Linked DNA regions of Homo sapiens: region 1 is linked to region 2. Evidence: chromatin contacts called from ENCODE Hi-C or POLR2A ChIA-PET data. All regions are on one chromosome and are shown on one strand. Each heading gives the region's core, a stretch centred on a gene start or an enhancer-like site at or near the end of the contact. The rest is flanking DNA. Distances are from core to core; before and after follow the strand shown.

Region 1 (2,908 bases), core at 311-2,810, 490 kb after region 2:
CCTGAGGAGCTGGGACTACAGGCACACACCACCATGCCCAGCTAATTTTTATATTTTTAGTAGAGACGGGTTTCACCATGTTGGCCAGGATGGTCTTGATCTCTTGACCTTGTGATCCTCCCACCTCGGCCTCCCAAAGTGCTGGGATTACAGGCATGAGCCACCGTGCCCAGCCTGAAATTAATTTTTGTATATGGACTAAGATAAGGGTTTGAGGCATTTTTGTTGTTTTGTTTTTTAAAATACTAATTTTAAAGTAAAATATTAATTTTAAAGTAAAATACTAATTTTAAAGTAAAACACTATTCTAAAATACTAATTTTACCTATTCTCACAACATCCTTCTTTAAGAAGATTTTTTCACCCTTATTGAATAGCCTTGCTCCACTGTGGAAAATCAATTGACTATATAAATATAGTGAAATTCTAAGCTTTTCTGTTTCATTAGTCTTTTGGTCTAGTCTTATGTTAATGCCACACTGTCTTTATATACTGTAGCTTTAGAGCAGGATTTTTCCATCTCAGCACTATTGACATTTTGGGCCTGATAGTTCTTTGCTGTGGGAGGGTCTCCTATGTATTATAGGATGTTCAGCATCATCCCTTGCCTCCACCACTAAATGCTAGTAGCCACTCAGTAGGTGTGATAATCAAAAAATGTCTACAGACAGTACCAAATGTCCCCTAGGGAACAAAGTCACCCTCAGTTGAGAAACACTATTTTAAAGTAACTCTTGAAGTCAGATAGCGTAAGTCTTCCAACTTACTTGTTTTAATTCAAGATTATTTTGGCTACTCTAGAAGCTTTGTGTTTTCATATCATTACAGAATTAGCTTGTCAGTTTCTTTAAAAATCTGTTGGGATATTTATTGGAAGATGTCAACTCTGTAGATCAAATAGAAGAGAATTTTTAAGAAAGTTGAGTGTTCCATTCCATGAACATGGTATAGCTCTCCACTTTTTTTTTTTTTTTTTTAACAGCCTTTGTCAACCACTCTGATCTCCATTTATTATAGTCTTTAATTTCTCTTGGCAGTGTTTGGGAGCTTGCATTTTAGAGGCCTTGCACATGTTTAGTTTATCACTAAGTATTTAATATTTTTCGATGCCATTGGAAATGGTATTTTTATTTTCAGTTTCACTGTCCAATGTCATTGACTAGTTGTAGGCACTCCTGTCCTGCCTTCAACCTTACATTCACTTAAGGCACCATGTTACTTGAGGGCGATCCCTCTCAGCAATCCTGCTGTATCCTACGTGAAGGCTTCATCAGAAAGAATTGGCAGAACAGGTCTGGAGAGCCTCAGGTTTTAATTAATTAAGTCAAATATCTTCAGCCAATGAAAGGTTGCTAAAAGATTATTTTGGTTTCTCTTGCCCTGCTTTCAGCATGCAGTTTACTCTTCTTTCCACTGTGACCCAGGGATGAAAAGGGCTTGGAGTGTTTTCTCTCTTAGCAAGGGCTTCTCTTTCTCTGGAGTTTAGTTCATTTACGTTCTTTGAGTTCTCAGCTTTCTTGTATACAACCACCCAACTAACCAACCAACCACCCAACAAAAAGTATGATTTCATTGCTTATCTAACCTTTTCTCCTTGTTATGCAAAGTGTCATATTTCTGTGTTCTAACTGGAAGTGGTTAACCAGTTTTCTTTGTTCTGTGTTTTGGTAGATGTTTTAACTTCTTTTTTATTTTTTTATTTTCAGCATTTCTGTTCTTATATTTTATATGTCTCTGATATACAGCATACATTTAAATTCAGCTTTTTAATCTAGTCTGACAATCTTTTAAGGGAAACACTTAATTCATTTCCATCAATTGTGCTTACTGATCTTCTTTCTTCTTCTTTTTCTTTTTTTTTTTTTTTTGAGACAGGGTTTTGCTTGGTCACCCAGGCTGGAGTGCAGATGTGCGGTTACGGCTCACTGCAGCCTCCACCTGCTGTGCTCAAGCAATCCTCCAACTTCAGCCTCCCAAGGGGCTGGGACCACAGTCACATGCCACCACGCCCAACTAATTTTTAAAAACTTTTTGTAGAGACAGGGTCTCACTGTGTTGCCCAGGCTGGTCTCAGACTGCCGAGATGAGTGCGCTGATCTTTTTAAATTTGTCCCTACCACCTTATTTATATATTTCTTATGTTCTGCTTTTCATATTTTTCTCTTTATTTGCCTTCTTTTGAATTGCTTGAGATTTTCCACCCCTTATTTGTAAGTTTCATACCTTATTTTGTTCTTTCAGTTGCCCTTGAAATTTTAGTATGCATGTTTAAATTCCATGGGTAATAAATATTGTTTATTTTCGAATCTGCCTGGTCCGTTTTAATAGTCTCCTATTCTGTCATACTTGTTCCCCCTTTTATATTTTTTCAAATACATTAAAAATATTTTATGTTTGCATCTGATAATACTCTTATCTGCTGTCTTTGTTGGTCTAATACATTGGCTCTTACTTGTAGGTGCTTGTTTCTTTGGTGATTTTGTAAAATTGTGAGCCCATGACATTAGAACTTTATTTTTTGTGATTTTTTTGAAGCAGGGTATTAGATTTTTTTTTTTCCAGAGATGATGTGAGTATCTAGTAGTACCACCTACTTTTAAGTAAATTTTTGACTTGAGTTTTTCAGGCCACACCACTAGTTTGAATTTTAGTCACAAAGGGTGCAGACTTACTAAGAATTCACAGTGGAGACATATTTCTGTTTTACTCTTCTACCAAGAACCAAAGCCAATAAAGACCCTTATTCTCATTATCGCCCTCTGCAGAATGAGCTTTTACCTATTTCACTTACTAAGGATGCAGACTTTTGGGAGGCTTCTAGCATATTTGTAAAGGTATAGTTAATCCAGTCTCCTGGGAAGGGCCCCAGGTGGCCTCCTGTCATCTCAGCAAGTAGCCCATTAAAACC
Region 2 (2,700 bases), core at 73-2,572:
TGGTTCTCTAGGTGGAGGAATCCACTCAGGCTCTGCTTATATCCCTACTTGGGATCTCACAAGGCTGAGGTCAAGGTGTAGGCCAGGCCTTCCTCTTACCTGGAAGTTCTGGAGAAGAATCCACTTCACGTTCATTCAGGTTATTGGCAGAATCCATTTCCTTGTGGCTGGAGGTCTGAGGTCCTCATTCCCTCAATGGCTGTCAGCCAGGGGCTACTTTTTTTCCCAGAGGCCACCCCCATTCCCCTCCTCCTTCAAAGTCTGCTTTTCACGCTTCAGGTCTCTTGACTTCTCTGTTACCAGCTCAAGAGAACCCTTTGCTTTTAAAGGGCTCTTGTGATTGGATGAAGCCTACTTGGATAATTTCCCTTTTGCTGTATATAGTAATACCCCCTTTTCTGTAGGGGATATGTTCCAGGACCCTCAGTGGATGCCTGAAACCATGGATAGTACTGAATATATATATATATGATGTATACTGTGTTTTTTCCTATACATACATACCTCTGATAAAGTTAGTAAGTTGGGCACAGTAAGAGATTAATAATCAACAATAACAAAATAGAGCAATTATAACAATACACTATAATGAAAGTTACAGGAATGTGGTCTCTCTTCTCTCTCTCAAAATATCTTACTGTACTGTTCTCACCCCTCATCTTGTGATGCTGTGAGATGATAAAGTGCCTATGTGGGGAGAGGTCGTGGCAGTTGATCTGATAACCAAGATAGCTACTAAGTGACAAACAGGCCGGGAGTGGAGACAGTGTGGAGACGCTGGACAAAGGGACAATTCACGTCTCCGGTGGGATGGAGCTGGATGGCGCAAGATTTCATCACATTACTCAGAATGGTGCATAGTTTAAAACTATAAATTGTTTATTTCTGGAATGTTTCTGGCATTTTCCATTTAATAGTTTTAGGCTATGGTTGGCTGCTGGTAACTGAAACTGCAGATAAGAGGGAGACTTCTGTAATGTAACAAGATCAGGAGCAACACCAGGGGACAAAGGTCACAAGACCACCTTAAAATTCTGCCTGCCACTTTCTTCACCGTATGGCCTAGTGACCTCGTGCAGGTGACATAATCTCTCTGAGCCTCTTTCTTCATCTGTCAGGTGGGGCCAGTGAAAAGTTTTGATAGAAATCAGGTGAGGCAGTAAGTGCCTCTGCAGTGTTTGGTGAGGTTTTTTTGTTTTTTTTTTTTAAATCCTTCCTTTCTTGAGCCAGTTTGATTTGAAATCTCTCTTATCTGATTCAGATACAACAAAATTGTGAAGGGCCATCTTTGTCTGAAGTACTCGTCATTCTAAAAAGTTGTTATGACTCGCTGTTTTTTTTCTGTGCAGAGGAGTAAGAAGAAACAAGCTGGGCAACATGCCCTCGTCCAAACCTTTCTGGTCTTTACTTCCTCCCCTCACCCCCCACCGAGTCTGCTTCAGCTGCTGTCTCTGGGAGCCTGGAGGGTGGGGGCCAGGGAGCTCTGCTTGTGTCCCCAAGCACGTGGTGGCTCTGGTCAGAGGCCGGCCCAGCCAGCAGCTGGCCCCTGCCACTCAGCAGGAGGCCAGCCTGAGGCTGAGGGGCTCCCGGCCCAGCCGACTGCTCACCGCCTCTCTGCCTGTCCCTCTGTCCCCTTAGGAGATCCCCCGAGACCTCACGCTGGATGCCCTGCTGGAGATGAATGAGGCCAAGGTGAAGGAGACGCTGCGGCGCTGTGGGGCCAGCGGGGATGAGTGTGGCCGTCTGCAGTATGCCCTCACCTGCCTGCGGAAGGTGACAGGCCTGGGTACGTGGGGCCTGCCACCCTCTCCCTTGCCTGGCCTGGTGCCCTTGGGGCTGTGGCCTTCACTATGGTGGGTGATGGAGCGGGGCAAGCGTGGCCCAGGGTTTCTGGGGCAGCCTGGAAAGGCCAGGGTTGGATGTTCACAGCCTCCTGAGAAGCTCTCCCAGGGTCCTCAGGGCTCTGGATCCTGGTGGGTCTGGCCAGGCCGAATCTGAGGGGTTTCAGCCATGGTTAGAAATCCCAGGCCTGTCTGCTGGGCTGGGCTGGCCTGGCATGGTTTCCTCTCTGTTGAGGGCTCTGTGTACCCTCTGCCAGCTTCCCACATTCCAGCCCCCAGCCCTCTCCCCGTCTTCTCCTGTCCCCATTGCTGGCTGGGTTCTGTGCTCAGAAGGCACATGCTGATGTGGGCCTGAGCCAAGGGTGATTAGGGAAACTCTATGGCTCTTTAGCTGGGAGTGTGTACGTGGCTGTCCCAGGCAAAGTGTGTAATCCTGGCCTTGCCACGAGGTCCTTGGGAATTATTCACAGGCTTTCTAAATCTTGCGTCGGAAACAGCTTCAAATGCCTGACTTAATGGTCCCACTACCACATAGATAAGGCATTAAAATAAGCCTCATGAATGGAATCAGGCCTGGTTTTTAATTATCTGAGGCCCCTGTCTTATCTCCGTCTGCCTGAGGCTTAAGGAAGGCACCAAGGTTTATATTCTGCCTGGTTTTTTCTTCCCAGAGAGGATCGGGCTTAATTTCCTCTCTGCCCTCATTGTATCAAGTCCTCTGAACACGGCACAGTGTAGAAAGTTGCACTCAATTCAGAAAATCTTGACCTGCCAGGTCTCCCGGCAGATGCTGAAAATAAACACAACAGAAGTGTGGCTGGTGTTCTTGTTCTCACATATTACAGGAGACTGAGCTCAG

What was found. Hi-C counts contacts between places; a loop is a spot of excess contacts on that map. ChIA-PET counts read pairs that join two places held with the same protein, here RNA polymerase II (POLR2A). Pooled maps may share reads with other maps.
Region 1: a pooled map shows a loop between it and region 2 (2.9-fold over the local background). The contact joins two enhancer-like sites. A Hi-C loop is called at or near these places in 1 of 50 pooled maps. POLR2A ChIA-PET finds 5 or more read pairs at or near these places in 2 of 52 experiments (activated CD4-positive, alpha-beta T cell and activated T-cell).

The regions. Positions count from the first base shown.
Region 1 is chr17:28,070,476-28,073,383 of GRCh38, forward strand. The region is part of intron 1 of NLK (nemo like kinase); the gene reads left to right. Among named protein-coding and RNA genes, the nearest start is that of NLK, 29 kb to the left of the region's middle. Within about 2 kb of position 1,561, at least 4 of the 41 ENCODE cell types and tissues checked have a DNase peak (open chromatin) inside an H3K27ac peak, as active enhancers do.
Region 2 is chr17:27,575,854-27,578,553 of GRCh38, forward strand. It overlaps KSR1 (kinase suppressor of ras 1), which reads left to right. Exons shown (of 21, transcript NM_001394583.1): 3 at 1,639-1,786. Among named protein-coding and RNA genes, the nearest start is that of LGALS9, 54 kb to the right of the region's middle. Within about 2 kb of position 1,323, at least 16 of the 41 ENCODE cell types and tissues checked have a DNase peak (open chromatin) inside an H3K27ac peak, as active enhancers do.